Linked DNA regions of Mus musculus: all the other regions are linked to region 2. The links are chromatin loops, found by intact Hi-C in ENCODE. Cell type or tissue: left cerebral cortex. All regions are shown on one strand. Links, peaks and the distances in the headings refer to the core of each region. The heading gives the core; the rest is flanking DNA.

Region 1 (6,434 bases), core at 1,337-5,336, 1.0 Mb before region 2:
TACTGCCTGTCTGCTGACATCGTGGCCAGTTCTACCATTGCCACTTTGCTGCTGAGAAAACCGATTTGCGAAGAGATTTATACATTTCCCAGAATTCTTAGGCTAACTGTAAGGCTCAGGTTCCTGAGACCAGAAGACATCTTAAACATTAACTGTCTACATACTCCAGGCTTACATCCAGGAATACGATCAGAACAGATTTCTCAGAATTTTAATAAACAGATCTTAATGAATTCTAACTAAGAGAATAAATACATTTTGAGTTAAAACTATATACTATATCACAAGATATTACAGAAAATCTACAGGAGCAAGAAGAGAAATTTCCACCACTAGTTTTGTTTGATTGTTCTGTTCTGTTCAGGGTAATATCCTTCTAAAGCTCATAGGTATCCATTCTTAATACTGAGAGTATAGTCAATTGAATAATACGATTTCAGAGTTTATATATAATAAAAACTTTTCATAGCCTTATAAAAGTTAATCTGCGTAACTCCTTTGCTTTACAAGAACTCAAATTCCCAAACTGTTCCCTTGTCCCCAGAGCCCTCTGTAGCCACTGTCCATCCCATGGACGTAGAATGAATTGAGCATGTACCTACAAGGATCAAAAGGACTTATACTGCATCATACATCTCTGGGACCAAGGAGCCTTCTGTCTTTTCTAGTCCACTGTCATCTTTCAAAAACAATGAAACTGAAGCCAAAAGATGATGTAGCAGCTTACATAAGCTAGTAACGGAACTGAGACCTGACCCCCAAGTGTACTGTATCCTGACCTAGTTTGGACCATACATAACTGGTATTGTATTGCCATCCATCTGGCCACCATGCAGACACACACACAAGATGCTTAATAAAAATAAATTCTATAGGCTTTCTACCTCTTCCACAATGCTTTGGCATTAAGTAAGCCCAAGACATTTATTGGACTGATAATTAATTATTCATGCTTTCAAACTTCCAGACATCATGTCAGTGTACACCACAAACTTTTTATTGTAAGGCTCCAATTTAGAAAATGAAAACAATTTCACTATAATTCTCTTTATTAGCTGTTTATAAAATTTAGTATCTACTCTTCCTCTATAAATCCACTTAACATCTCACATTAAGATGACATGTAACTATATACAAGTGCCTTTGAAAATAAAATAAAATGAGATTACATCCTTGTTTCATTATCCTTCTGAAAAGTAGTTAATATATCTGTGTGTCTATAAAAGGGCGTCTGAGAAAGGGATAATTATTAGTTGCATGAAACTGGTTATAATGCATGTCAAGTTCTTTCCCCTGAAAAATAATCTTAAATGAAATAATGAAAAGATGAAATTTGAGTCTAAGAGTAAACATTTATTGAAGGAGAGACCAGGAGAGCCATAACACATCAAAACCTTTGGCTTAATGATTGCCTTAGTGACCATTAAAGCTGCATCTAAAGGGTTTCTACCATTCCTATGTATTTGCTCCTAAATCTTAAAAATTGAAAATACTATTATTAATAATTTAATATGCAGAAGATGCTATGGACATTGAAGGTATCTGAGAAGAGAAACAGGTCATTGGCATATCCTCTCCATCACACTAATATGTGATAAATATGCTGTCTATTGAGGGCCACAGACTCTTTCCTTCTGTGGCTGTATATTGACAAGAAGTCAATCTGTTTGATAGTCTAGCAAACACTTGGCCAGAAGTTAAAGCAGTAGGGTATGCATGAAGTCAGAATAATCCAGACTAAGGTATTTGACCTGGGAAGGCAAAACACACACACACACACACACACACACACACACACACGAACGAAGGGAAATATGGCTGAACTATAATGGAACTTATAGAAATGTTATACTAAAAGTAGGATTATAATAAGAAATCAATTTCTTCTGGCAAATATCATACAGAAGAGTGATGCTTTCTGAAAGGTCTGGACCCACCAAGCAAATCTAGGCACTGTGCTGCTATCTTCCTAAGTAGCTGAAGGTTGCCCGTCTAAGTCAGATGTGGGCAACACCACTTTACCAGAAGACTTCTATCTCCCTTTGTGCAAATGTGATGCTTGCATGTTAAAGGTGTGCTGAAAGCTACATGCTGTGACATCCTGGGCTCAAAGCCTAAGGGCATCTCCTGTTAGGTAAGCATGGATGCTGGGCAGCCTGGAGTCCTGACAGGCATGGAATTAGAGCAGGGAAGGCTTTTATTCTCTTTTTCTGTCAGAAGCTGAGTTACTGCCTCCCGTGGACAGGGATGAGCCCACTGTCAGATACAGATTTATGATGTAAACTAAAGTGGACAATTTTATTTTTCACAATTTCAAAATATTGCAAACTATCTTGTACATTAGATAAATATCTAAGAAATCAATTATGATGCTGAACAAAGAGAAACTCTAGAACATATGGCTGAGGTTTTTACCTGGCTAATTATCAGGGATAAAAATCTTCTGTGGTTATATAACCAAGAGATTTCTATTTATTTTTATTAGAGAAGTGAGCAATAAGCTTTAACCAAACTTCTTTTTTTTTTAAATTTTTTATTAGATATTTTCTTCATTTACATTTCAAATGCTATCCCAAAAGTCCCCTATACCTTTCCCCTGCCCTGCTCCCCTACCCACTCACTCCCACTTCTTGGCCCTGGTGTTAACCTGTACTGGGGCATATAAAGTTTACAAGACCAAGGGGCCTCTCTTCCCAATGATGGCCCACTAGGCCATCTTCTGCTACATATGCAGCTAAAGACACGAGCTCCGGGGGTGGGGGTACTGGTTAGTTCATATTGTTGTTCCACCAATAGAGTTGCAGACCCCTTCAGCTCCTTAAGTGCTTTCTCTAGCTTCTCCATTGGGGGCCCTGTGTTCCACCCTATAGATGACTGTGAGCATCCACTTCTGTATTTGCCAGGCACTGGCATAGCCTCACAGGAGACAGCCATATCAGGGTCCTTTCAGCAAAATCTTGCTGGCATATGCAGTAGTGTCTGCGTTTTTATTTATTTTTTTATTATTTTTTAAATTAGGTATTTTCCTCATTTACATTTCCAATGCTATCCCAAAAGTCCCCCATACCTTCCCCCCACCCAATCCCCTACCCATCCACTCCCACTTTTTGGCCCTGGCGTTCCCCTGTACTGGGGCATATAAAGTTTGCAAGTCCAATGGGCCTCTCTCTTTCCAGTGATGGCGGGCTAGGCCATCTTTTGATACATATGCAGCTAGAGTCAAGAGCTCCGGGTACTTATTAGTTCATAATGTTGTTGCGTTTTTAACTAAACCTCTGACAGCTCACTGTTACAGTGCTTCTACATAAATCTGACAGGCAGTACAGTGGCCTTCTTCCTCCTTACTGAACGTAGCTTTACACTGTTACAGCCAGTCATGTCATTCACTAGTCCCATCTTACCTTACCTTTGTCTTTGTGAATAACCGGTGAACTAGGAAAGCCCTGTGCTTAAGCAAGGACGGAATTTCTGAGTTTCCAGTTAGTACTGCTGCTTCACCACTAGGCTATGCTAAAGTGACGTCCATTTGTTTGAGAACACTTAGACTCTCCAGCTATGTACAAAAGCGAAAAGGCCCGACTGAATGCTGACCACTGAAAATCTGGTGGATAATTCACTTCCCGTTTTGTCTTAGAGTAGTTGCTAGAATTAATTTCTATAAAAATAGTCCCCCAAAATACATGTACCCAGTATTTTTCTAATGATTCTTACAGAAATATCCAGTATGGCTTTAAAGAGGGGTGGCATAATTGGGCTTATTTTCTCCAAGTTAAAACACATGTCATTTGCACATAGTCCTGATTTAAGAAGGCAATAAAATGTAGCTACAGAGTGATTAGCTATCAGAATCAGGTACTTTAGGTCAGATATATTTTATTTTCTATATAAAAACCCACATACTTTTAAATATAGCATTTGAAAAACAAACATCACTTCCTATTTATAACTCCTTCTTTAATTCTCTATGAAGTACACAAATGCCATTTCCATTGCCTGTATTCATATTTATGTATACCCTTAACTGCACAGGGTAAGAGGTATATTCTTTGCAGACTCAAAGAAGACTAAACTTTATAGAATAGTTGGAGGTATACCTATGATGTAGATAATGCCACTGAAAAATACCCAATGAGGTGACTTGAGACATGGTACCAAAAGTAAACTGCTTGTGATGGTGTGCTCATAACCCCAGTGCTGGGGCGGGTGTAGACAGGCAGATCTCCAGAGACTGGTCAGTTAGTCTGCCTGACATGGAGAGTTCTAGGTCCAGTGAGAGACCTTGTCTTAAGCAAAACAAAACAACAAAGATCCTCCCTCCAAATCAACTAATCAACCAACCAGCCAAACAACCAACCAACCAACCAACCAACCAACCAATCAACCAAACCCAACCAAACTAAAACAAAGATCTTCCCTCCAAACCAACAAACTAGTCAACCAACCAAACCAAACCAAACCCCTCAAAACCCAACAATGGCAAGATAGAAAGCAACAGAGAAAACTTCTAACCTGACTTTGGCTTCCACATGTACACATAGGCACATGCACCTACATACACATGCATAACTATACCCTAATTAGGGCTGATCCATGAGCTGTCTAAATGAGATCAATAAAACAGAATGCATGGTAAGAGCCCTCACACACAAAGAAGAATTATTTGTTTCTATATTATTGAAAAGGGGGATAGGTATGAACCTATCAATACCAACACATCAGAGGATTCCTTTCAAAACATGACAACGCTCTGAAGGCAAAAAAAGCCTAAAACTCTCTAGCTATTGTTGAAGTCGTTTAACACGGTGCCATATTTTAAATGAATTAATTTCCAAGGCTGGCTTATCATTTGGTTGTATTATTCATTACTCATCTGTTAATTATCCAGTTTAGGATAACTTATTGAGAGGACACAACTCCATCTCAAGCAGATGCTGTGAACCCACTATATAAAATTGCATTAGTGTATGATCTAGGATGTAGGAGGGAAAAGGTTCAGTTCTCAGTTTCATTTTCAAATGTAATTGAGTAGAGTAAAATCCATGTAGGAAGCACCTTAGGAGATAATGTGTATAGTTAAGTTGTTGGTCAAATCTGATTTTTATGTATATAACTAGATGGAAGGAAAATATTTTGAATATTTAAATCTATTACCAAACAGGCACTTGAAGGAGCCATAGGAGATTCTCAAGAGTCTCCAACTGTTCCTGCTCATGGGGATCAACAGGTCTCACAACACTGCTGAACACTTTAAGGCTGCTTAGCTAATATTTCTCATATGAATATTAATTTTTTTACTGGCTCACTATTATGAAAAGTACTTTAATCTGGTAGATGAAAAGCATAAATATTTTCATTTCTAGAATTCATGCTATGAACTGCAGAGATATCTGAGGGGCCAGAAATGACTCCGAGTGCCTCCTCACAGTGGGAGGCACTGACTTATAAGACCAGGGCACAGAACACTCCTGGTTCCTTTGGCGATTCCCTGAGCTTTAAGAGTTAAACTTTCAAACTATGACATTATCCTCTTTATTTTCTCCCATCACTACCAAATTTGGGCAGACATTAATTGCAGAACCATTACGGAAATCTTGATTTAGTCAAATAAAAGAAATAAAAAAACAAAACCTTTTTTAAAATTTAGTTGTATATTTTATTTATTTACATTTCAAATGTTATCCCCTTTCCTGGTTTCCCGTCTGAAAAAACACCTGTCACATCGCTCCTCTCCCTGCTTCTATGAGGGTGCTCCCTCACCCACCCACTCCCACCTCCCCACCCTGGCATTCCTCTACACTGAGGCATCAAGCCTTCACAGGGCCTCTCCTCCCATTGATGCCCGACAAGGCCATTGCCACATATATGGCTGGAACCATGGGTTTCTCCATGTGTACTCTTTGGTTGGTGCTTTAGTCCCTGGGAACTCTGGGAGCTCTGGTTGGTTGATATTGCTGTTCTTCCTATGGGGTTGCAAATCCTTTTAGCTCCACAGTCAACAACTGGACTGAGCACAGCATCCTCAATGGAGGAGTTAGAAAAAACAAATTCGTATTTAATGTAAAGGAAAGACACCCCTATTCCACAGCTCCCTTACAATGCAGCTAGACTGAGCTCCCTGCTTTGAGTCTTTCTCCACTCGAAGGTTCTAGGGCACAGAGTGATTTCTTCTACTTGTGATCAGTGCTATAGAACTTGCTCATGTCTTACTTCATGTTCAGCCTTTGTCCCGGGCCTATTCAATCAGCTTCTGGACACGCTTATTTCTTATGGTATCATCCATGAAGAGAAAGAGATATACAGCAAAAAAAGAGAGAGAGAAGCATTCTAGTTCCTAGAACATGCTTCTCTCTCTCTTTTTTTATGTATGCTTTGATGTCTAATTTGAAACCCTGCTAGTCTCTAAGCACTTCAGATAAAGAGCGGTCTCTAGTCTC
Region 2 (6,434 bases), core at 1,423-5,422:
CTGAGAATACTCCACACCACTGACGCTAAGAGAATGCCGTGAAGAAACGCGTCTTAATTAAGAGGTCACGGCGAAGGCAAAAGGAGGCATTGCAAAAAGGATGCCACGGGGTCAGCGAAGCTCAGCGCTGCCCCGGAGGCCAGAGCTCACGGGGGTCTCGTTAATCTTGCAAGGGCAAGTTCGGTCGATCACAGTCTTGCTTGAGAAGGACGACACAAAAAGTCGCACTTACCTCGTGTGGAGTGTCGCACACCGCCAACCCCACCAGGCCAGTTGTCTGTGCAGAGACAAAACAGGACCGTGATGTTTACCGTAATCCCCTGGTTAGCCGACCCTCCCGACACAACTACGCACCCTGTCGCCCCCTGCCAGGACAGCGGAACACTCCCCCAACCCCTCCTCTTAGCGTCTCTGCCCACCGATGAGGGAGACGCGGCTGCCTACGGTCCCCATTCGCAGCATCACGGTGACCTCCACACGCTCACCTTTTTCAGCAAGCCCGCCATGACAGCGTCCAGCGCCTCCAGCGCACAGCCCTCTGGGAACCTTTCCCAAGCCCGCTCAATCGAGCGTCGATGCTGCCCCTGAGTCACCTAAGAACACTCTTGGCTCCAACCGCTCGGGCTGGGTAGGGGCAGCTCCCGCCCACCTAGGAGAGGTAGATTTGCGCCTGCGCAGCTCACACAAGCGGCTCCACGCAGGGCTTTGGTGTAGTAGAGACCGACTGACGTCTCTGAGTACTAAAGGTTAAGAAAAGCGCTACGCTACGGAAAAACTTGCAACGTAGTCACTGCAGGGACTTTGATTTTGCTCAGCCTTCGACTGCTATTTTACCCGGACTTCCTCAGGTTATGGAAATGAGGGTGGAAGCAGGCCTGAGCACCATGAAGAATGCTTTCCCTCCACGTGTGTGAATGCATACTCATAAGTGGAAATTATAAAGTGGAATTAACCATCTGATGCATCCGTTTTCTCTTGAGGAGACTGATGAATGAAAGGTTATGAAGTCGTAGTCTTTGTTCCAGTGGGTGTTTATGAGGTCATAGTCCCTGTTCTCTGTCCCTCCAGATCCCAAGAACATCTGTCATTGTTGAGTGTGTTCTAGAATGTGGAATCATGGCTTTATAAAAGATGCATGTGTTCTTTGTAACTTTGGATTCAAGCGTCTGCATGGCAGTATTTGCTAAAGACATCGAGAGTAGACAGACTTGACTGATCCAGGCTATGAGGTACTACAAAACGGATTGCTTCCATGCGGTACAAAAATAAGTAGATTTCTGAACCAACCTGTTGTAGAGGGCCACACTGAATGAAAGCTTGCTAGTGGTATTCTAAGCTAGAGACAGTAGAATTCGCTATAAAGGGACACATCCCGTGGCATCTGTGATATCAGAAGGGGATCTAGGAATGCATTAACAAACATTGCAAGAATAGAATGTTCTGGGTTCGCAGGTGGTAGAAGTGCACTGTATGGCCGACCCAGAGGAGTAAATGTCCCAGTTCTAGGAAAGGCGGATTTTAGGAAAGTTTGAAAATGCCAGAGAGGAGTTTGAGGCAGGAGAACTAGAGCCAAGCTCTCGACCTACTACATCTTACAGAATTTGCTCTTCAGGCCCTCTAACCTCCAACCTGAGCTGGAGCCTGTGGTTCTGCTTCTCAGTGGTTAGAGGCTTTATCGTGAGAGGTTCCATCTTAACAAAATTAGGTAGTTAATGAAATCCAGGGTTCTGATTCAACAGAGGAAAACAAAACAACAACAAAAACAAACAAACAAACAAAACTAGGAGAAACAACTGAAAGAGAGTGTCTTGGTGCCCAGGTAATGGTGAGGACATTTGCCCGAAGGGACATAACTTATCATTCCTGGCTTGTACCAGAAGTGATAACAATGCCAAACCAGACAGTTTACACCCCTCTCCAAAACCTAACTAGGCCTGTTTGAGTCATTAAGTTAACCACTTGGAGATTTTCTCTCATACCATTTGTTCAGAAAGAGGTTCAACAAAATTAATGAGTAAAATTGTCCAGTGTGACCATTTTCAAAAGGAATGAGCAGGGCACAGCCTGTCTCTGAGAGGGTGGTATTTATGTGGAAATGTGAGACCGAGTAAAGAACTGTTGTTACACAGAACCAGCTAAAGGATGCTGCATCCTGAAGGAACAGTCAGTGTAAGCATCCATGCTTCACTGAAGAATGATACTCCAGACTCTAATAGTATATAAGCACAAGGTGTTTTATTCTGCAGAAGTCCAGCATGTTGGAATCGCCCATTACCAAGATAGAGAGACAAGCAAGTGTACTCACAGGCCTGATTTAAAGCACATTAGGGCATTCTGGGGTAGATGACCCTTATCTTACTCCATCTCTAGGGACATTCCTTTACTATCTTGGGGGCTGGAAGCTGTTGCTGAGGAAGTAGCTGAGGAGGTCTGGGAACTGCTGCTGACCTCATTGTCCTTGCCTCAGGCCAGGTGGCAGGACAGTTTCTGAGGCCTGGACTTGCTTGGAATTGCCCAGTTCTTGGAAACAAAGATTTAGGCCTAGTCTCCTTAACTGCCACTCTGAAGCCTGACATGAGATCAGCCTAGCCTTCTCATCAGAACAGAGTCCTGTTCCCTGGACAGTTTCAAGGCCAAAATCACTTAACCAGAGCATCTCGTGGATAAATGAAAAACCTTCAACTGTCAGATCGCTCTGACTAAACTGCATTCTCCCACCTTTCACTCTAGCCAAGCCTACTTCTTTGGAAATTTTCCACTAAGGAAAAAAAAGAAAGAAACAATAACAAAAATGTTATGTTTACTAACAGCACTGGTCAAGACATTTAAAGAGCAGTACAATGGGGTAACAAAACAGTGTGGTGCCTGCTTTCAGAGGTGACAGGGAAATGAAGATGATCTGGGTTAACCACTGGGGCTAAGAAACATCAGAACCTCCCTAATTCTTCCTAAAATTATATATAAGCTTTTACAATGGTACAGGGTGGAATTCTCATACTAATCCACATGTTTTGAAAGCCTGGGTAAATAGTGTAATCATATTCTCCCCCACTACCTCAAAATGTCATAGTGAACATAGCTTTGGGGTCTAAGAGCTTCCTTGCTTGTAGTATACAATATTAAATAAAACAGAATATATAACGTATAATGAAGAAAGAAATAATCTTAGGAGTCTTTATATTTAAACAACTTGTCCTTTCTCTGCTACATATAATCCTGTGATACAAATATAGTTGAAGCATCTCAAATGCTGCCTCTTCCGGGTCCAGTTAATCCATGAGCCATACAGCTTTTTGACCAGCAGGTGGTGACAAAAGTTAATGACAATCTTCCATCACTTAGATAATGGAGGATTTTGCTGGTTGTTTTTTGTTTGGGGTGTGTGTGTGTGTGTGTGTGTGTGTGTGTGTGTGTGTGTGTGTTCTTTTACATGTTTTGGCACAGTCTTTGTGATGAAATATTGTCCGTACAGCATAAAAGAGTCTGGCCCAGAATATCTCAGCATCGTGTAGGTGGTGGGGGAAGAAAGTCCGTTTCAAAGTATCAGGGACTCAAAGCCCACGTGGCATTCAAACAATCATAGCTAATAGCAGTCAGTAACTAAAGAAGACTCGATCTTGTGACTTTGTATGTAACTTAAGTGTGTCCCATCACATGCATTTTTAATACAGACTGTGAGACTGACTTACGGGGCTGGAGAAATAAGGTGTTAAAGGAGTCAGTGCGTTGTCAGAACCTAGAATGAGAACGGGCTGGAGAAAGGTGCATATATTACAGTGTAATCCTGCTGAGCAAGAGGTATGGCAGGAATGTTCACAGCAGCTCGACACCAAAGGATGGGGAGGAAGGAAATTAAGTGGACTATACATCATATCTTAAGAGCATAGCTGTTTTTGTTGGCTGTGGGGAGCTGGCCAAGAGACTCTTAGGGAAACTGGGAGGGAAGCAAACCAAACAAAACTGTTTCTTGTAACTTCCCAGTTACAAGACCAAGGATGCAGCAGGGAGTATGGCCTGGAGAAAAAGACTTAAGTGATTTAGACAACTAGAAAGATGCAGCAAATAATGTATCTGTGAGGGACAATGCGTTCTGATGGGGCATGGTTAAATCTTGGCCAGCTCCTAGGTGCTTCCCTTTTTCACACCGTGTGATTCCTCCTGGTGGTTTTCATTCCCTCCTTTCACAACAGGCTGCTGGGCATGCTGTCATTCTTGGACCCGTGTGAGCCCTCCGGGCTTGCTTCTGCTTAGTAATCGTGTCCCCTCTTACAGACTGTTTAAGAGAGGACCAGGCAAAGCTGAATATAATTGGAACCTGCCTCCGACTCTCCTCACTCTGGCAGATGTGCTTTGTGCTTACACGTCTCTCCCTGTCCCTTGAGGTTTGAAATTAGTTTTAGCATGTTTACATCTTACTAATTTAACCGAACAGCAAAAAGCTGTCATTGCTTTGCTTGGGGGGCAGGGGGGAGGGGTAGGGAGGGGTAAAAGGGAAGGAAATTACAAACTTAGCCATATGATTCCAACTGAATTTTATTCAATAGTCACTTTTATAAATCTCTGATGATATTACAAACAAATGAAAGTTTTATTTTGAAGATGCATGAAAAATAAAACAAATCTATTTCCAATGATTCTTAATTCAGTGCTCAGTCTCTTTACTCATTCAGTCTCTCCCAGAATGTCCCTTGGAGTCACTTTATCTGTTGTTTCTTATGTGGAAAATTGGCCACCAAACCCTATCTTCTCTTGTTTGGCTGGCTGAGTACTTCTCCCTACACTGTTCAAGTTTCTCAACACTTTAAAACTACTTCTAAGTAGCTCACTAACCCAGATACCTTCCAAGGCACTGACACGCCGACCTTGAAGGGAACTAGAGTCCTCTGAAGGTTTATTCAAACAGAGAATGCTGGACCTCAGCCAATACCTGTCCCAAACTGTACCGCCCCCAGCCCCCCAATCCAAGTTTCTGATGCTTTTCAGGGTTTTGAAGTCTAGGGTAAGACCTAACTGTGAGTTTCTAACAACTTTCCAGATGATAATGTTAGGAAAGGGGTGGGGACCAGGCCCCGGAAACACTGTTTTATTTGTGTTTACATAGGATGTTGCCTACATCCCAGCACTGTCCTACTGTATACTCTGGAGCAGTCCCATAGCCAAGAGCATCAATGCCTACCGGCCCACATTTGAAGCCTCCCCTACACAGTGTCTCATCCTACCTTGCCATTTCATTGCCTGCCTCTCCCAAAAGGTGACACTGCAGCCCTTCTTCCCCTCAATCCTCTGTACTTTGCACAAAAGATTTTATGTCATGCAACAAGGTTTTGAGAAATGAATTTCACTTCTTCCTCAGGAGCAAGCAGGCTACAAAATGTGCAAGTGGTCCCTGTCTCATTTTACCTGGATGCACTCTTATTTCTTTATCTCCTTTTTTTTTTCAGTCTTTGATTCTTCATTGGATTTTTATTGATCTTGTTAGTTCCGGGTCCTTTGGATTCTAGGACACAAAAGAGAGAAAATAAGGAGAGAGGTAAAAATATAATGTGCATATGTTAATCTCTTAGTCAATGAGGTTCGTTTACATTTTGGGTATGAAAGATATAGCTATACTCTGGCCATTTAAAAAATATTTTCCTATACTTCAGTTTTTATTTGTAGTTTATTACGTGTTTAGGAGGGCTGACTTTTTTTTTTAATTTAGTGGATAACTCTAATATCCATACCTCCCTTGATTTTTTGGTTTTGTTGTATAGTGCCTGTTAGTACCTTGATGGGGGAAAATATGTGATATCTCTCCTCTTGTCTCCTCTGCATCTCTTCGTCTATAGATGTCAGTAAAAGCTTGAGTGGCTCAGCATTTGTTTTTATGTAGATATGCTTGAACTTCCAGTATCTGCCACATCATTCAGGGTATCTCCTTTCACCTTCACCACTCTAGCTGAGACATCCAATACCGCTTGACTTCCCTCTTGTCTCTAAAGCATATTAATAGACTCAGCTCTGATTTCAGGGCCTAGAACAGCAGCATTCTACTTGTTAATCCTGGCGCTGTGTTTATACAGTCACTAGTCCTATAGTAGAGTGTTTCCAATGGCCTATACTTCTCATGCTTGTTTCTGTTTTTATAATTTGGTTGAATTCAGTCTCTAGCAATTTTCTAAAGATCTTGTGAGACGCTTCCTGTAACTCAGGTGCAAGCGTTGCAACTTTGAGCATTTGTAAGACGAAACTTTGGAGACCTGTTACACGCAGCCATGTTTTCTCTTATAAATGATTGGATTAAAACAAAAAAACTGAACTCACTTTCTTGTTTCTTCAAATTTCACTGGTGAAGCTAGTTCATGTCTCTGTACTGGCAACTCTGGTGACTCCCCCTGGCATCTGACTTAGGCTTACATTAAAAATCTCCTTTTACGAGCTGGTGAGATGGCTCA
Region 3 (6,434 bases), core at 878-4,877, 98 kb after region 2:
CTAGACAAGTCTTACAGGTATCCTCCTGCTGATTATACATCAAAGTGGAAAAAAAATCCCTTTATTTTCAAGAATTAAATAAAAAAATAATTACATCTAATTTTTTCAGATAGAAAAGTAAACTGTCAGATTTATGACACAAGACTGGCTTGTTGTATACATATGCCTACAGACTTGGAATTCTAGGCCAGCTTGGGTGACCCAGAAGATACAACTGTCTCAAGATGTCTCCAACCATTAGAAAGGACTACACATGGGTGTTCTTCCCTGGAAGCCAGCTCCTTTGGAGTTCTTACTTTTTCCTAATCCATTCATTCTCTCTGTGCAAAATAGAAACAACAACAATAACACAAAAACCCCACCAAATTCCCAAAACAGATGAACATATACATGGTTCCCATATTTTGGATATATGTTCCCCATAGGTTCATGTATTGGAACACTCTGTTCCTAGCTGGTGGTGTCATTGGGAAGGTGGCAGAACCTTTATGAGGTAGAGCCTTGCTAGGAGCATGTATCTCTGGTGACAGACTGTTTTATAGCCCACCCCCACTTCCTGTTCTCTCTGCATCCCAATGCCAGGCGGCTCTCATACTCCTATAGCCAAGCTTCTCCATCACGATGGCTGACCTCCTCTCTAGAAAAGAAACCAAAATAAACTTACTCCTGTAAGTTGTTTTTATGTTGACTCTTCTACCACAACAACAGAAAACAAAGAACCTCGTTTTTTTATTAGATATTTTCTTTATATACATTTCAAATGCTATCCTGAAAGTTGCCTATACTCTCCCTCTACTACCCTGCTCCCCTACCCACCCACTCCCACTTCTTGGCCCTGTTATTCCCCTGTACTGGGGCATATAAAGTTTGCAATACCAAGGGTTCTCTCTTCCCAGTGATGGCCTACTAGGCCATCTTCTGCTACATATGCAGCTAGAGACACAAGCTCTGGGGTTACTGATTAGTTCATATTGTTGTTCCACCTACAGGGTTGCAGACCCCTTTAGCTCCTTGGGTGCTTTCTCTAGCTCCTCCATTGGGGGCCCTGTGTTCCATCTTATAGATGACTGTGAGCATCCACTTCTGTATTTGCCAGGTACTGGCATAGCCTCATACGAGACAGCTATAACAGAGTCCCTTCAGCAAAATCTTTCTGGCATATGCAATAGTGTCTGGGTTTGGTGGCTGATTATGGGATGGATCCCCACGTGGGGTAGTCTCCGGATAGCCCATCCTTTCATCTTAGCTCCAAACAACAAGAACCTCTTAAACCAAAATTGTATAAGAAGCTAAAAATTCAGAGCAGTCCAGAGTACACAAAAAGAATGAAGATCAAGCTGGGTGCAGTAGTGCACACCTGTAATCCCACATACTGCTCTGAAAGCTGAGGCCGAGGATCCCAAACACAAGGCCAGCCTAGGCAGTATAGCAAGATCAGTTTTTTTACTTTTTTTTTTTAAATGATGAGAACACAAAAGATGAGTCTTACTGGAAATTACTTGGTGTTCCAATATCTGCCTTGGTTAATCTCTTCTTTTTAGCTTTTCCTTTCTTCTTTTCTTTGGTGTGGGAGATGTTGTTGACTTGTGAACCATAAAATCTATTTGTTGTGATTTCTGGATTTTTTATGTCAACTGTAGCCATGGGTAGATTGGGACCTACAAAGAGAGTCAAAATGGTATGAGAGGCATATAATTTATGAAAATAATTTTATGGAATCATAACTTATAACTTACTTAACCTATGGCTGCTTACTTACAACTTAATATTAAATCTTATAAAGTACACTGATCTATATATAAAACTTAACTAAAGTGATCCTTTGTTGTTTTTTATTGTAATTCTGATAAAATGATATATATAGCAGAAAAGCTATATTTCAACCTATTTACCTATAATTTATTTAAAAAGCTATAAAATTTTTTTGCTAACACTCCCCCCCAAATTGCCAGACTTAAGTCCTCTAATCTTTTCCCAAGAGTATATATGAAAGTTGGCTATCTGAAGGCACAAAGCCTTTAATTATATAAAAATATTTAAAGTGCAAGAAATTCTAACACTGAGAACTGCAAAGATCGAATGGTAAGAGCACCTAAGGACTTTAGAGAATGTTAGTAATATCTCTAGGAGTGAAACTGAATGATGCATTCTACAACACATTCAACTTAAAAATTCTTATCATCTCCTGAACTTTGTCAACACATTCTTTAATATACAATTCTCTGACAAGTTCTTCTCTCAGGCCAAGTTTCCTTTGAGTTCATTACATTAATGACAATTTTCAAAATGTTTCAAAATATCACTACTAGTGATAGGAATCAAAGCTGAGACTTTTGCATTGGTTTGAATCTTTTTTTAGAGATTTATTTATTTATTTTATGTATATGAGTACACTGTAGCTGTACAGATGGCTGTAAGCCTTCATGTGGTTGTTAGGAATTGAATTTAGGACTTGCTCCGATTGGCTCCGCTCGCTCCAAAAGAGGGCATCAGATCTCATTATGGGTGGTTGCTGGGATTTGAACTTGGGACCTTCGGAAGAGCAGTTTATGCTCTTACCCACTGAGCTATCTCCCCAGCCCATAAAGTGTTTTTTTAAAAAGATTTGATAAGCTAACAGAGCAAACCATTGGTAAGGTATCCACTGCCACCTAGTGGTGACACTTCAAAACGCAGTAAAGCTAAAATATCAAAGCTATTGCTCTCTACAATGGAGAGAGCAAAACTTGCTGGACTAAAAAAGCCAAAAAGAAAACTCCCACAATGCACCTCATCACTCACTACTATATATGTGATATGTTGGTATACTATATATCTTTATAAGTTGAAAAGGACGAATATATTGGCAATACTAGCAGCATGATTTTGCCCTTTAACAGTACTATGAAAAAATAGAAACAAAAAACCTTCCTCATTTATTTAATAAAAATAAGTTAGTACTACTACACCAAAGGCTAAAACTATAAAACTAAAAACTTAAGCAGCCTTTAATGGCAACACTCAGGAGGCAGAGGCAGAGGCAAGTGGTTCACTGTGAGTTCATGGCCAACCTGATCTACAAGTAAATTCTAGAAAAGTCAGGGCTGTGTAAACAGACAGTCTCAAAAACAACCACCAACTCACCTACCCAAGAACAATCTAAGAAAGACGTGAAAATTGTGAGTAACTCAGTAGGAATATTCAAACTGTATCACAGCAACTAGGTGCCTATTTACAAATAAATGTTGGGCATATTGAAATATGTTTCCAAATTTTTTAATTATATGATTCACGCATCTATTAATATTTCAAGTTATTTTTTCAAAATTAGATGCCCCCCCCCCAAGGCCTTTACAACTAGTACTCAATATGTGCATACCAAACACAACACAGGAACATCCCAACATTACAATACTGACATCTACTAAGAGAAACTTCTAAACTGCATTAAAGGCTCATAGATGAACAGTTCAGGGCTCAGCTGTTTCTTTCGCCTCTGCCACATACCAGATTCCTATCTTGAGATGTGTTACTCATTCTCTTCTAAGCTGGGCTCTCCTTTAGTCATCTAACATAACAGTGACTATGGCCTACTCATGAGTCAGGCCACTTGGGGAAGAACTTTCCCCCAATCTTAATAGTGAAACAATTTATTTATATATGCCTATTTTTTTCATCTATTACCCAGGAGTAAAACAGGAGCTACTTCAAAAGATTATTGAACAATGCCTGGCAGGTGGTAAATGACAATAATTTAACGTTTATTGATCATTATGCTAAGCATTTTGATTATCTTTTATATCCCCCAATAGCCCTGTAAGTTATTATTAGTAATATTTTCACGCAAAAGACAAATATATCAAACTTTGGTACAGAATAAACAATATTGAAGGCAATTACTCATTAAAAAATTAAAAGGCTAAATAATAATACATCTGTCTGTGGTTCATCTTTTGTATCTGGAAAATAGACTTAAGCTCAAAATTGAAAAGCAATCCATTTTTGTGTAAAGAGCACAGACCTCAATAATTACCAACAGTCATTCTACATTAAAAACTTTGTATTATACAAATTTCCCTGAATAATCTTTTTAAGTTCTGAGGGAAGATTTGGGATGCATTTAAAAATCAGCAACTACATGCCCTCTTATGATTAAGGTTCTTGAAGCAATCGGAATTTACAAGGCTCACATTCAAATGTGATAAAAGCGATGGGTCCTCTCTCCAGAAAAAAACACATGGAGTAGGAGGAAAGCAGAATTTATTCATCACATTAAAGAGTTCATTACCAAACTCAAGAGGGGTTGTATGCAAGTACAGTTAGCACTAAACACATTTTCATGCTTAAATTCTCATTTTAAAAAGTGTGTCATGTAACACATGACAAATATTAAAATTATGTTACAAAGAAAGTGTTTTAAAATCTTGAAAAGAAATGAACATATACACCAAATAAAACAGAATACCTTTCAGAAAGACTCAAGCACATGCCGATTCTAAACAACAAACTTGAGAGTACATAGAGAATAATAATACCCACCTTCACACTACACCTTTGCTTCATGTTAGGAAACAAATTAAGAACAGTACATTTCTAAGTTTTGCCTATCATTCCACAATTGAAAATAAGAACAAATTAGTCTATTTTTTATCATAACCATTAAGTATTAATACATAAACATATTTCTATAAGAATTAAATTGTAATTTAAAAAAATTTGTGAATAATCATCAAAAACTTACCATTTGGAGCATCTCGTCTTTTTTCTGTTAGAATTAAAAATAAAACCAGCATTAAAAGCAGACATATATATCTAACAAAAGTAAAATCTTTATAATATACTTCATTTAAACTCTTACTCTTGAGGTAATGTGTAGATGATTAAGGGATCTTTCTGAAAAAGATAAGTATGAAGACATCCAAATAAAAGAAAAAAACTTATTCAGTATGTATGAGGGATGCCATAAAGACCGGAGTCGAGGACACAGGGAAAGGAGCTGGTTAACAAGTTTATCAGGGATTTGTCACATGGAAGGCTGTGACCTGGAGTAGTCCTGAGGTGGGAGGACAGTGACATGATAGAATCTACACTCAAAGTACTGTGTGCAGAGATAGACAGCAGCCTAAGAAACTAATGCTCTGTGAGAGTAGCTGTTAATGACAACCAAGCCACGGTTTATACAAAGAACCAGAGGGTAGCTCCTGAGTAAGGGACTAACACGTGAACAGAGAGATCTTATTAGAAAAGGAAAATAGAATAAATATTTATGAATGGATGGGTAGGGTTTTCTGGGAGGATCCAGTGGGGATGGGAAGGGTAGTGGGAGGGAATATGGGGAGAGACAGGTAAAATTAAGGGGCATTTGAGGGGTACACACACACACACACACACACACACACACACACACACGCACACACACACACAGGTCTAAAATGAAATCACTGAATAATGCAAGAGACAATGACACTTCTCCCAAAGCAAACTTCAACAATTTTTTGTTTGTTGGAGGCCGGTTTTCAGGGTTAGTTAGCACTGTCTGACCGAGAAATGTCTACGTTGGTCAGGCTGACCAACAAAGTCATAGAACTCTCCTACATCTGCCTCCCAAGTGCTTAGATTATAGGCATGCACAGCCATGATTGGCTGGTTTAAAGAATTTTAAACAAATATAATTTTCACATATTTTTCTAATATAGACTTTTCTGAAATTATAAGAGAAATATTAGTGACTAGTGCATTAAAACTATCAGCTTATAAATAACAAACCACATTGTAACGCTTAAAATTGGTGGTTAAATTAAAAATCCTACCAATGGAATACATAGATGTAACATTCCATCTTGTAATCAGATGTAGCAACACTATGATCATTTAAAGGAAGCAATTTCTACACTATCAATCTATAGTTTTCATAGTGACATTAATCTCTGCATGCAAAGTTATCCCTTAAATATAAAATCCACTGAGATAAATAAAAGTTTTTAGAGCAATTTCTGAAGACATATATCCTCGGTTGGAAGTCATTTAAGTGAAAAAAATCAGCAAAGTTTGGCTGAAAAAGAATCTGAGGCTCCTGTGAGACACCTGCTAGCAATGTTAACAGACAGTGTTAATTAATATGTAGAATGTGGGATGTCTTAGCAGCATAGGAGCACTCACCCTACAATGAGGAGCGCAGTGTTCACATCCCTACTGAAAACGACATAGAACTCAGGAAAATTAAATCTATAACTGAATTTCAGAACTACAAAAACATGGACCCAGTAACACTAAAGAGACAGCCTTGGAGAGAGAAAAGGTTACAGATGGTCTATAGTGACGGGAAGATATCAGGTCAATCTGTTACTAGCTAGTCATGTGGCTAAGGTAAAAAAAAATTGAATAAAAAAGGAGGAGACAGGGTTTGACAGAGTATGAAGAGCCAGCCAACAGTGACCATCTCGGCTGTATTCTTA
Region 4 (6,434 bases), core at 1,553-5,552, 190 kb after region 2:
GGTTGAACCATATCTCACGCAGGAGACAGTGGATTCAACCTATTTGCTGCTTTTTAAATGTTCAAAAATTAGCCAGCAAAAAACATAGGTAATAAATCTTGAAGTCTTCTTGATTGATAGCCTTCAATATTTTCTTATTAATCTAAATTCTTTCTTTAGGAACACTGTTGTATTAGAGTTCTCTAGAGAAACAGAACCACATATAAAAGCATATGTATAATCCTATGTGTGTATGTATGCACATGCGTTTATGTAAAAGTGTTATGAATCATGAAGACATGGCACATGAGAGGAGGAGGAAACAGTTCTTATTTATTTAGCTCATTATGTTTCACGAGCACTTCTGGATATATAATATTAAAGATAGGGGCATATGACTATCATTGGTATTTAAGGGGCTAATTTGAAGCACAGAGAAGTTAGGAATCTTGAAGTTTACGGATCTAGAAGGGGCACAAGAGGTAGCAGCATCAGAAACAGTGTCTTTTCATAGGTCACCTAGTAATCCTGATGTTGCATCTCCATTATTAAACCCTAAGCACCTGCAGCATTTATTGCATTTAATCCTTTCTTGTAATTTTGTTCATGATATGATTGTTTATATATGCTCTATGTCCAACTGATGTGAGGTATGTTTATGTATGAAATATAGTTTTATATATTACATGTAACACCAGTCTGTTTATTTTAAAGGATAGATTCTATTATGCATTTTGGCTTTTTTTTTTTTTTAGGTAATAATTTGTTTATTTGACAAACTTTTTGAATTAGTTTTTAAGGCATGTAGATAATCTGTGCTGTGTTTAATGATGTTGACAACTCAGAACATGCTAAATTGTTCATATTTAGGAAGTCTTACAGCATGTGTGAACATAAGCAAAGAGCTCAACTTTAAGGGATAATTTCATTTTCTGTAAAAAAGAGATAGTAGAACTTTGGTAATGTGTGATATGACTGAATTACTTTGTATATAAAAGTATGACGAACCCCTTGGCATGTAAGATGCAAAGAATTTGTGTGTCTTTGTTTCCTAAAGGAAGCCACCTGCGTTTACAATGCATCAACCTCATTGGTAAGTCCAACATGAGTTATTAACGAGAGTTATCTTCTTTGAAGTTTATGAAATTTGTACACTTATACCACCTTAGAAAGATGGGAGAGTGTGTGGACAAGTATCCCTTGGCTTCATCTGTTTGGCAGAAGGTACACATCTTTTGTAAATATGGGTGGTGGCTTATTCTTTGAAATATACATTACTGCTTGAAATCTGCTTCTATTTGAGACACCAGAGATGACTTCCATGGATTATTATTGTGATGTCCACTCAAAATATCTTTTTTTGGTCATTGTTGTTGTTGACTGCTTAGTCACAGACATTTATACAAGATTTTAGGAACACAGACATTAATAAATAGGCAAGTCTCATCTTTACATATAACATCCCTTTCCATACTAGAATTAACTGCCTCTAAAGTTCTGAGTTTAAGGACCTGAAGAAACCCTACTGTGTGGATTGAGTTTCCTGGAGGAGGTGTGAACAAATGTCTATTCATCCTAGATAGCCAACTAATGACAGACCAAAGAAACTATTCTATCAAAGACACTTGGCAAACCAATAAATTTAGTGGGGTTACTTACCGGAGAATGGATAAGGAGTCACTTGTATAGCATGGATGACTCAAAGGTAGAGTCACTGAAAAGCTCACACCAGTTAGACAACTGTTCATGAACATTGCATTCCTAGAGTTTTCTATACAATGTTCAGTCAGTTTAACAGGTTGGAGCCTTTCACTCTCCAGCATACTATACTGCTTACTATAACCTTAGAGAGAGATTTTGTAAATTTGGTAAATTTTAGGAACTTCCTGAGATTCATGAATTCTTTCCTTCCTAGACCATGAAGTTTTGCTTCTTGATTCTTAAGGATTGAATGTTAAAATTCAAAGAAATTACTACATATTAAACTCACATTCTCCTTGTATTCTCAGCAGTGGAATCAACTCCATCAATAGGCTATTTAGCCCAAACTTATATTTTTATTTTCTTTTTTGGATATAATCCAGTTTTAATTTTTTAATTGAGTGATAACTTTGAAATGAGTCCTTCTACCCTTCCTCTCATGATATGAACAATTAGACCCAGACCATAGAGACCAAGCATCATTCTTTAACTGATAAAAGCACAACAGGAAAAAATGCTAATTATTTTTGCATAAATTACACTGCTGCACAAGCAAACCACATAGCATAGAGTAACTGCTCATTTAATCACCACTGTTGGAACAGAATATAAGTTTTAATTGTTGGGTTTGTCTTTTATTCTCATTGTAAATCTGGATAAAGTGCCTATGTGTCTCTTCTGTAAATGACTTTAGGAATGCAATTATACGCAATCCATATTGTCTTTTTACTGGCCAGAACATATTTCACAGAAATAATAAAGTCTTAAATATAAAGACTTTGAATCCACTCTTACTTTCCTAGTAAAAAATTCAGTCCTTAGGACTGGGCATGATAAGGTTAAACTTTATTAAGCACAGCATACCTTAGTCTGAAGTAGATCAGAAATTTGAGGACAGCCTGGGATACATGACATGAACCCAGCTAAGTAAATAGTAATTAATCACAGAAAGGAATGAGATTACATCCATTCTATACCACGGATGAGTCTGAAAATATCGTGTTAAATTAAAATTGATGTTCACAGGTGAGGCCATTATGCACGATTCCATCCATGAAAATGGATTTCTACCCATACAAAATTTTTAACGTATGTAAATCGATAAGGACAGAACACAGATTGCACAAAGTCAGAGGAAAGGCACCTGTGGGCCGGTAGTTAGGTAACTAGCATAGCCACTCTAACTTAAATTGTCAACAGTGATCAGATACAATTTCAAGATTAATTTCTCAAAGTTTCAACACAAACGTCTGCTAAAGTAATAGAGCGCTGAGACTTTGTATTGTTTTCGTTACAATTGCAGCCACTCTTCTCTAGCATTGGCCAACAAACAGACAAACAAACAAAGAAACAAGCACCGGGTCCCCCTAAAGAACCCCAAACAAAAACCTAAAACCAAACTCAACAACAAAATCCCTCAGGTGTGAAGAGCCCCCTGCTGGCCGTTTCCTAAGAATTCCTGGTTCACCCAGGAATCACACAGACCTAAGGACTTCGGTCTAAATGTAAACTTTCTTAAAAATCAAGGCACTCTGCCGTTTGATAAGAACTATTTACAATTATCCCATCATTACCAAAGCCTGTTTGGATTTACGCGGGATTCACTTTCTATCTATCAGCAGATGTCAAAACGTTCTATACCTTCTATTTATCCTGTTTCTTGAAAAGAGGATTTTGTCTCTCAAGTCTCAATTCTAAAGTTCTCTGAAAGTTTTTAATTTGAAAAAAAATTGTTTATTGATGATAATATGAATCTTAACAAATGTCTAAAATTATACCACCAGATGGCGCTACCTCCCTGCAGTTCCCGAAGCACCATGTTTGAAAGGACATTTTACAGTGAGTTTTAATTACCGTCTGTTAGTACTATTTAAAGTTGCAAGAATCTGTTATCCAAGACTCTGTTGTGCCATAGGGCTTTATAATTGTACACCTGCCAGTGGAAGTTGGCCAGCCAGTAGCAACACATAAAGAAGCTTAGCTTCAGTCTCTCTTGGATTTTTAAAAATTTTACCTTTCTATTTATTTTGTATGTTATTCCTAAGGAGTATAAGAATAGGCATTTTGTTGTGGCATAACAAATCTTATTAAAATATATATCGATAATGACCTCAATCCAATAAAGATTCATAATGATATATTACAATATTAATTTACAACCACAAAAGGTAGAGCTTTTTTTTTTTTTTTATCCAAGGATAATATTTATCTTGTACTTAAAAGCAACGTTGCAAAAGAAAGTTGGAATTAGGAGGCGGCAGGTGGCTGGGTGTGGGAATCATGTTCTTGATTCTGTGACAGATATAAATAAGACATTCCTTTTAGTCTTTTACCTTGCTGGTCCCCTTATAATTACATGGGTATAAAAGGGCAAGTTCTGGCCAATGAAATGATAGTGCAAGTGAAAGTCTCTTTTCCAGATGGAGGTTATAAGGCATTCATGGGTTTCTCAAGGGTTTTTGAACTCAGAGGAATTACAGGAAGGAGAGAAGAATGGGAAGCAGATGTATCTGTGTGTTGTTTTCCCTCATACAGTTTTTGGTTCCACCTGAAATTCTTTAACTAATGAAGAGAACATGGAGAGTGGAGAAAGACTCTCACACTCTGCCACTCAGTATTTGAGATGAGGGAGGAAGCAAATTAGCTGGAATCCTATACCAGTTGGGGCAGTCCTGTGATAGTCAGCCCTGCTCAGGGAAAGGAAAGTCTGCCAATATGGCCTCCCAGAGCAGGTTTTGCTCAGAAGTGATTTAGACTGATCTACAAGTTGTTGGAGCACCAACCAGGAGAGCTTGCTGGCGAAAGTCATCACAGCAGAACAAGATTCCTAGTGATATTTCAGAGGAGCTATATAGCACATGGGAGATATAGCCACATTTTGAATAGTTAGCTGGACCACCAGTAAGTAGGGAACATTCGACCTAGATGTCAAAAGACCATTACCAGGCCATGACTGAGGCAAGAACACACAGTTTAACCTATACATAAACTTTAGTGTGAAATAAAATTAACTTGAGATGTGGGCAAAGAATACTGTATGAGAATATGAATAGGCTAAGAACATTACGCTCAAGACCCTTGATTCTTCCCTGCTCTTGGGACCTCCACTTATTCTACTTAAACAGTTCATCCCTGAGCTAAGGTGTAGCTTCTTTGCAGTGTGTCCAGTATATGTGAGGCCCTGAGTTTAATTTCCAGTACTGTAAATAGGTTGAGGGATCTAATGTGATAAAGATAAAAGGCTTATTTAGTCAGCATTTAGAAGGTGGAGTCAGGGAGATCAGGAGTTCAATGAGATTTTCTCTCAATAGCCAAAAACTTCAGTTACTGCCCCTAGAACAACTGCAGCAGTAGCAATGAATAAACAACAGATTTTATTGAAGAAGGGGCAGAAAAGATCTGAGACCTATGAGAGACCGAACATTTGAATTATATAGAAGTCCCCTTCTATATAATTTGTATTATATATTTGTGTTTATCAAATGCTATTTTAGAATATTTTAAAACAGAATTAGAATTTATTTAATTTTTTTCCCAGGCACCATCTTATTTAATCCAAGATGACTGCCAATTTCTGATCCTCCTGCCTCTGCCTCCTGAGGGACCAGGTTACAGGCTTGTGTTACCATATCTGGCTTTAGTTTTTGTTTTTATCCTATTCATGTATAGAAGATTCAAGCTGAAATGGTAGTAATACAAGCTAGAATGGTTGTATGTAAAATGACACACACGCACATATACACACACATATGAATTCTAATATGTTTCTGTTACATGTCTGGAAGTGCTTGATAAATGCTCAATGAAAAATTAACTTAAAATTTCCAGAATGCCTGACATTGTATCTTAGATATTTTGAAAGCATAAGAAATTTAATATAGTGAATAAAGAATACCCGATTACCCACAGTTTTAACTTTTCCCCACACTCACTTCCATTTTAATAAGTGGCCTCACAATTTAGTTAATTCCCACTGTCTTTAAATCTGTCCTTTCTTTTAACTCTGTGTCTAATGCATCAGGAAATCCTGCTGACTTTCTTATCAAATAGGTGTTTAGTCTATGTCTTTCTATCTCCATCATTCAAACTCCATCAAAAGACAACTCGATGTCTGCATTCAGTTTCCTTGTATCATTGGCATTCTTTTGCTTTTTAAACTAAGAAACCAGTGTTCTGTTTTGAAAACACGAAGGGAATCTTATCTTTCATCTGTTTAAAATACATTGATGACTTTTTGTGCTCTTAGGATAAAGTTGTAGGGTTGGTCATACTGGTTAGAGGTGGAGGGCTTGCCCAGGAGCACAGGCTCTGGCTTCTGGGTCCAGTTCCTAGAACAGGAGTTAAATATATCTAAATCCATTGCTTTTCCTGCTGAGCACTGCTGCCCTAACGGCTGCTGTGTTCCCTAATGGCTGTTGTGTTCCCTAATGGCTGCTGTGTTCCCTTTTCTTTCCTCCCACACCTGAAGCCACACAGGTCTTCCTGATATTTCTCAGGCACAATAGGACATTTGCTCCTATTCCGTGTGTCTGGAACTTTTCCTGTGAGGGTAATAATTGCAAAGCTGCTTCCTTTTCAATCTTCAGATTCCAGTTCAGATGTCACTATAGGAAAGCGTTCTTGACTGTCCCACCTCATCTCTGCCTCCACTATACTTTTCACAGTAATTAATTTGGTTTAAAAAAATTCAGCTTCCAGTATTTTTTCTCACAGCTTCATATAAAGACATAATCTTCCCCCTGAAAGGTGCATTT
Region 5 (6,434 bases), core at 974-4,973, 82 kb after region 2:
AAATTAGGCTCCCAATTGAATAGCATTCCAATCCACTCTCATCAGAGTGAGCCGTCATTGGCACGAGTGCTAACTTCTCTCTCTGAATGAAATCTGATGACCCATTACTCACTGTTACATAAACAGCAACAAATGGTCTAGAGTCACTTTAGGTTACACATTTGCAAGTTGTCTTTTGAAAGTTTATCACAGAATAATCCTCATCCAAAATAGGGTTTAGAATGCCATTACCCAAGATTAAAAAGCAGTAATAATGATAATAATAATACTAATGAAATTAAAGAGAGCAGAAAATTCAACCAGCAGTCCTTTCCTTGACCCAGATGGAGAGTTAGCAGATAAATTACACTAAAAGAGAAAAGTCAGAAGAAAGTCACATTTGTTTATACCTATTTATGAATGTCGTCTAGAAGTTACTTTAGCCTTCTCTGGCTTCTGCCTTTTCAACACTTCAGGGGAATTGAGGCCCTTATCAACATTACTTCTCTGAATGCTGCCAAAAAGCTCCGGAGATTCTACGGACACCTAGAGCACCTGACCGCAATCGTAAGCTGTCAGAACTTGAGATGAATTAAGTCATTTTCCTATAGAGAGTCACTAGTAAAAATTGCCTTTCAATCAATCAATCAATCAACCAATCAACCAATCAATAACAAAAAGAACCTTACAAGCCCCAAATCAAAATCAAATTAAATAACTGTTGGCTGAAACAGATGAAACCAAACCTCTGTAAAAACTGGCATTTAGATGATAAAAATTATCGAATTGGTAAGAAATTCTTAAGATATACTGTCACAGTTTATTTTAAATTTACAGGAAGGACCCTGAGGAAATTCCAAATATATTCTTATGCAATTCTTATGTAACCTATTATTCGGCATTTGAGATTACTCAAACATGAGTTACCTAATCTGGTATTGCAAATGGAGAGATGTTTTAACTGTGGTAGATGAGAGAAAGGGGCCAGGGATGATCGGATCAAAGACAAAAGTATTTAAAAATAATAATTACAAAAATAAACAATCCACTCATCCTAATAACCTGGGCCATAGAACCTTGGAACTCCCTTCCATTCGCTGTTGCAGGCTGTTGGTTTAGCCTTCTGGTGCATTTTGTTTTTACATCTAAAGGCACTGAAGTGATGTTTCCATTTCTTACCTAGATCACCGATGATAGCGAAGGTCACTTGTGCCAAGGTCCTAGTGCAGTCAAGACCCAGCTTTGCACTGATTTACTATTTAACCTCTGCTAGTTTCATTATTACAGCTGAAGAGAGGATAAGCTACCTCAAGGATGCTAAGAGAAAAATGTACACCAGGAATTATCTTTGCTAATGTGAAACTAACACACTGATGTATATCTAATATTTAGTGTCAATCACCTGGTTCTCACTTCACTAATGAGTGTCTTTCTGTTGTTCTTTTTTGGTCATGAGCACACCTCCAATCCTGGGTCAAGGTAATTTACTAAATTCCTAAAACGGGCTAAGAGTCAGAGCAATTTTAAAAGGTTCCTCCGTAGTCTGGGTGTGGTGGTACATGCCTTCAATCCCAGCACTTCGGAGGTAGAAGCTGAAGATCTCTGAATTCAAGGGCAGCCTAGTCTACATAGTTGTAGGGCAGCCACAGCTATGTGGAGACCTAGACTTAACACCCTCACTCTCAAAAATGTTCCCCTGTGGGATTAGTATTAAATATGATCTTATGAATTTGATGTATTACTGTGAGCTTATAGAGCACGGGCTCTCAACCTGTGGGTTGCTACCCTTTGGCGTGGCAAATGACCCTTTTATGGGTGTTGCATATCAAATATGTATGATTCATTAACAGTAGCAAAATTATAGTTAAGTAGCAACACAGTAATTTTATGGTTGGGGGTCATCACAACATGGAAACTGTATTTAAAGGGTCACAGCATAAGGAAGGTTGAGAATCACTACTATGGAGGTTAGTTCATGGACCGGGAGTTTATTCTGGTGTTTACTCTCAGTATACAATAACAGTGACTACTTCTAATGGCTTGCTTACTGTAAGTCAAATGTGTATTCAAGCACATTTGCCTTTGGTTTAAAAAATATACGGACACTTGGGAAGTTATGAGGACATGCCTATTTTTTCCCTACTAAATTAACTAGTCATCATGTTATAAAGGGAGAAAGGGGGGAAATGGAATAGGAAGGATGGATGGGGAGGAAGTAGGAGGGGAGTGTAGAGAAAATATGGGGAGGGGTAACAACATTAAAGGCCTTCAGAGAAAGCCATTTGGAAACCTACCTCTGGAGAAGCTTGCTAAACTATACATATATAAAAGTAATTTAAATGGAGTAAAGTGGGGGACAGTACCCCAAGTAGGTACCACATGCTGCCCTAAACCAAAAGCCTACTATTGTTGGCTAACGGGGTTCCATAAACCTCTAAACATAATCAGTATTGCTTCCCAGCAGACACTTCCCAGTATAATCCCTTTGACCCCATTGGTTTCTTTTAACATGACATAGAAGGCATGTGTTACTTCCCGGTTCCTTCTCTAATAAACTAGAAGTGCATGCAATCGAATTAGAATGTCCCTTCCCTCAGTAAAACTAGGACATTGGGTTTAAATGTCCATGTTGTTCCTGGGCTCCTTGGAAGAACTCCCAGTCTTTGACAGCGCCTCTGCTGATTAAAAATTATTCAGATACTCACTCTGCAAACTACTTTTCTTTCAGGTAGGTTTAAGAGTTTATAGAATACTTATGTCTAAGTAAAAACATTGCCCACTAAGAAGGCCCACAAAGAAACTAATGATTTGGATTATCACACTCAAAAGCCCAACCTCATTTCAACTCCTAAGTACTTTGTGATGACTAAATGTCTGGGCAATGTAGGATGACTGTCACCACCGAGCCAAAACACCAGCACATGTTCCAGGCAAAGGCGGACGCTTCCAGCTTTTTCAGGGCAGAGATGGGCAGATGCTAGTGGCTTCTATCAGCACTCAGATGATGTGGAATTTGTAGCCACAAACCTATACAAATCAAGAGAGTGTGCTCCCTCGATCTGTAATGAGCTGCTTACCAAAACTTTCTCCAATGTCTTCTCAATTTAAATCTCTTAAAAAATATTTTTATGTGTTCATTGTTTTGGTTATGTGTATCTGTGTACGTGATAGTCTGGTGCCCGAGGAGGCCAATAGTTTGTGGGATCCCTTAGAACTGGAGTTATAGACAGTTGTGAGCCTCTATGTGGGTACAGGGTACTGAACCTGGGGCCTCTGGAAGAGCCAGTGATCTTAACCTCTGTTGTCTCTCCAACCTCGAGCAACTTTTCTTTCTTTCTTTTTTTTTTTTTTTTAAAAGCCTGTATTAAATGACAAGAGATAACGAGAGAAAACCCTACCGTAGAGTGGAGATGTTTGTCAAGCAATGTACAACTCAGCTTTTCTATAGAGGATTCCCTGTTAGACAGTTCCTTATGGATATATTGTAGTAAGATATAGTTATCCTGTTTCTAAAGGTGTCACTGTAGGGCTCTTTGTCTAGACACATGTAACAGGACAGGATAATTCTAAGGCATACTACTCTTACAACAGTTCTCTTAACAGTTTAATACATTAAGTGTTCACATTTGTACCACAAAAACATTTCTATAGAACAAAGCTCTTGAAAGGAGTAGTGTCTGTACTCTGGACTGCTGCACAGCTTCACCTTCAGACTCCAACTTGGGCAGGGTCAAGGGACAAAATGTCACCCTTACCAAAAACTATGCTTCTGGCTTAAATGGCCACCACTGCCAACATGGCCATAATACTGCCTATTGAGAACTAGGCCCCGCACGAACCACTGTTTGGGATTTATTAAATTCCTAGTATCAGTCCATCAGGAAGACTTCAACATCTTTGGTTTGAAAGCGTCCCACCAGCGTGAGCTTGAACTGTGAGTGTTCTATGTAGAAGCTCTGTACCACAATGACTTCACGGCAGGTGCTAAACTGTCACCAGGTCTCCCAGAATTCTTTTACTCAGCGGGTTTACTTAATGACACACTTTCCCTCTCAGGACATGTAGTGCTGGAACCTCAAACATTCCCTGGCACTCTGTGCACTCTTGGCCAGACAATTAAAATTTTCTACTTATTTTAACATCTTAATAACAAATGAGACACACTATTTTATACTATTTGGGTCAAATTAATTTTATTATGTTCCATGATGAATTGCCACCAGTGCAACATCTTATTTACTATACATTTCAAAAAAAAATTCACATACTAAACAAAATTTCAGTTGATAAATGAAATTGAATGATTGAAAATCTTTATGAATTTCATAATACAATATGTGGCTAGCTGAAATTGTCTATCACACAGCATTTAGATATGAAAGGCCTCATGCTAGTTTGTTAAACGCAAAGGCTACCAGACAAGCACATAGCTGGATGTATCCGTGAGGCTTCCAGATGACGCACAGGAATAAATAGTGCCACCCACAGTGCAAGACAGAAGAGGACGGAGCTGTGCAACTGACACTTTACTCAGAGTGGATTAGCCTTCATGCCTGGATGAACCCCATAGCTCCTGGAATTTAGATTTTACACAAAAATAAAAAGCAAACAAAAGCAAAATCCATTTCTGTATGAAAAAGAATAAACTCAATTTTACCTTTGGCAAATAATATACCCCCATTTATATGCAACTCAAAGAACTCAGTCTCCCCAGACAACTTCTGGTCAAATAACAAATTAGCTGAAAAAATCTCAAACTTCTTGGCCAAAAGGTAAGGGACATCAGAATTGGCATTATCTCAAAGACATTTTTAGGCATGAAAATGTTTTCTCCACGTCAAAAAGAAAAATATGAAAGTCCGATGCTATTTATTTAAAGTTATTTTGACCCCCTAATTGTATGGGTAGTAGTTGTCCAGCCTCATCCGCACGTCTCAGAGCTCAAGCCACATGAAAATGACAGGAAGCAGAAAAAAGGTCCTAGCAGCAGAGAGCACTGTTTTTACAGGAAACACAAAATTGAGAATCTTTCCAATGTGCTTCAGTTACTCTTGCAAGGAGGGTAACACTCTTTGAATAACTTAACTATCTTACTGCACCACTTAACTGCTTTTGGCGACTAAACCTTTTAAATTATTCCTGACAATAACTAGATGCATGGTCTCTAGAGGTTATGTGATAAACTGGTTAAAATTCAAACCATATCTCACAGGTCCAGCCTGTCAAGATCATGTCAATACTAGATTTTGGTCGGTATACTTCTAGATAGCGTACTTTTTAGTTGGATATTGTAACTATAATGAATACATCTGAAGCTACATTCTGCATACAACTCAATGTGAGAAAAGTGTGTCTGCACTTAAATCAGATAATCGGCTACCTAAAGTGTATTGAAAGTAGGTAGGTAGGTAAGGTAATTATCACGGTAAATATCAAACAGCCACCTTTAGGCGGATTAGTGTACTGTAAAGAGGCAAGGAAACCCTAATTGTAACATACCATGTAGTATGCGTAACAACTGTGCAGGCTGTGAAGTTTTATTTAAAAAGAAAAATCTATCAAATCAGTTATGGACTCTAAGAAATTTGCCATTTGGATGATCAATCTTTTAAGAAAAATGTAATTCTACATGTGGTACCTGACAAAAACCTGGAGAAGCCATCAAAGTAAAAACAGAGTATGTGCAAAGGTTAGCATTCATGCATACTTTTGCCAACACCTCTGACTCCTACAGTTGGTACTTGTGAATATAGCAATGCACAGGGTGCAAAACACGAAGACTCCATCCCAGCCCTGTTCTGATACCGCTCGAGTCAGACACGAGCACGAAAGTTGTTTATGATGCACGAAGCTACCTCCAAAAATGTTACCTCAAACTATTTTGGGGCATGATAACAAACGTCTAACTCTTTGCTAAAAAATAGCCTGTCACAGTTGCCACAGCATAAAAGTCACCTTGGTCAAGGACAGGCACGTGAGGGCTCATCAGGGTTCCTGCCTTCGGATGCCACTGCTTACCAACGGCAGGCAGTACTGCAAGAGAGCTGTACTACCGTCTCTCTTCAGTAGCATCTCTGTAGTGATCTTAAGCAACACATAATACTAGAATTTGAAAAACTGCATTAGTGTAGTGAGTGGTGTCTAGAGAATTGTGCAATGTATCAGCTTCAACATTCATATGTGGCATCATATTCAAAATGAAGGGGCTAAAGAAACTAAAGTTTACATCACTTAAAAAAGAATGTAGTGCTATACTAAATTTTATTAAGAAAATTTAGGTACAGAAAAAGTAGGGTATGAAAATAGTGTTCTCCTTCTGGCATTCTAACTAAATTACATTAAGGTTTGTGTCAGTCTCACACATAATTAAACTCCCTTGTTGATGGAATGAAAATATTCACAAATCACGTGAGCATCCTGATGTAAACTTGCACACAGCAACAAGGAGTAGCTTT

The links. Hi-C counts contacts between places; a loop is a spot of excess contacts. Peaks named below come from ENCODE experiments on the same cell type or tissue, not always from the same donor. Only the 100,000 strongest peaks of a DNase experiment are listed, where the experiment ranks them.
Region 1: it touches region 2 in a loop (4-fold over the local background); 6 of 42 quality-filtered maps call a loop at or near these places.
Region 3: it touches region 2 in a loop (8-fold over the local background); 31 of 42 quality-filtered maps call a loop at or near these places.
Region 4: a loop joins it to region 2, with 7 times the contacts of the local background. A loop is called at or near these places in 15 of 42 quality-filtered maps.
Region 5: it touches region 2 in a loop (4-fold over the local background); 30 of 42 quality-filtered maps call a loop at or near these places.

Annotation. Positions count from the first base shown.
Region 1 is chr6:23,488,522-23,494,955 of GRCm38, forward strand. The region is part of intron 8 of Cadps2 (Ca2+-dependent activator protein for secretion 2); the gene reads right to left. Among named protein-coding and RNA genes, the nearest start is that of Gm38775, 80 kb to the right of the region's middle. In left cerebral cortex, for the core only: a CTCF peak has its summit at 3,506; a DNase peak (open chromatin) is centred at 3,508.
Region 2 is chr6:24,527,041-24,533,474 of GRCm38, forward strand. Asb15 (ankyrin repeat and SOCS box-containing 15) reads left to right here and starts at 1,104. Exons shown (of 10, transcript NM_080847.3): 1 at 1,104-1,229. It overlaps Ndufa5 (NADH:ubiquinone oxidoreductase subunit A5), which reads right to left and starts at 650. Exons shown (of 5, transcript NM_026614.3): 1 at 486-650; 2 at 233-277. The coding sequence starts at 506. In left cerebral cortex, for the core only: a CTCF peak has its summit at 3,274 (motif pointing right); a DNase peak (open chromatin) is centred at 3,315; H3K4me3 peaks cover 446 bases.
Region 3 is chr6:24,625,205-24,631,638 of GRCm38, forward strand. Wasl (WASP like actin nucleation promoting factor) reads right to left here. Exons shown (of 11, transcript NM_028459.2): 5 at 4,721-4,744; 6 at 1,490-1,658. Among named protein-coding and RNA genes, the nearest start is that of Lmod2, 31 kb to the left of the region's middle. In left cerebral cortex, for the core only: a CTCF peak has its summit at 2,656 (motif pointing left); a DNase peak (open chromatin) is centred at 2,648.
Region 4 is chr6:24,718,399-24,724,832 of GRCm38, forward strand. No RefSeq gene overlaps it. Among named protein-coding and RNA genes, the nearest start is that of Hyal6, 12 kb to the right of the region's middle. In left cerebral cortex, for the core only: a CTCF peak has its summit at 3,447 (motif pointing right); DNase peaks (open chromatin) are centred at 3,102 and 3,509; H3K4me3 peaks cover 221 bases.
Region 5 is chr6:24,609,660-24,616,093 of GRCm38, forward strand. It overlaps Wasl (WASP like actin nucleation promoting factor), which reads right to left. Exons shown (of 11, transcript NM_028459.2): 11 at 4,151-6,434. Among named protein-coding and RNA genes, the nearest start is that of Lmod2, 15 kb to the left of the region's middle. In left cerebral cortex, for the core only: no CTCF peak of the experiment used is centred there; DNase peaks (open chromatin) are centred at 2,880 and 4,444.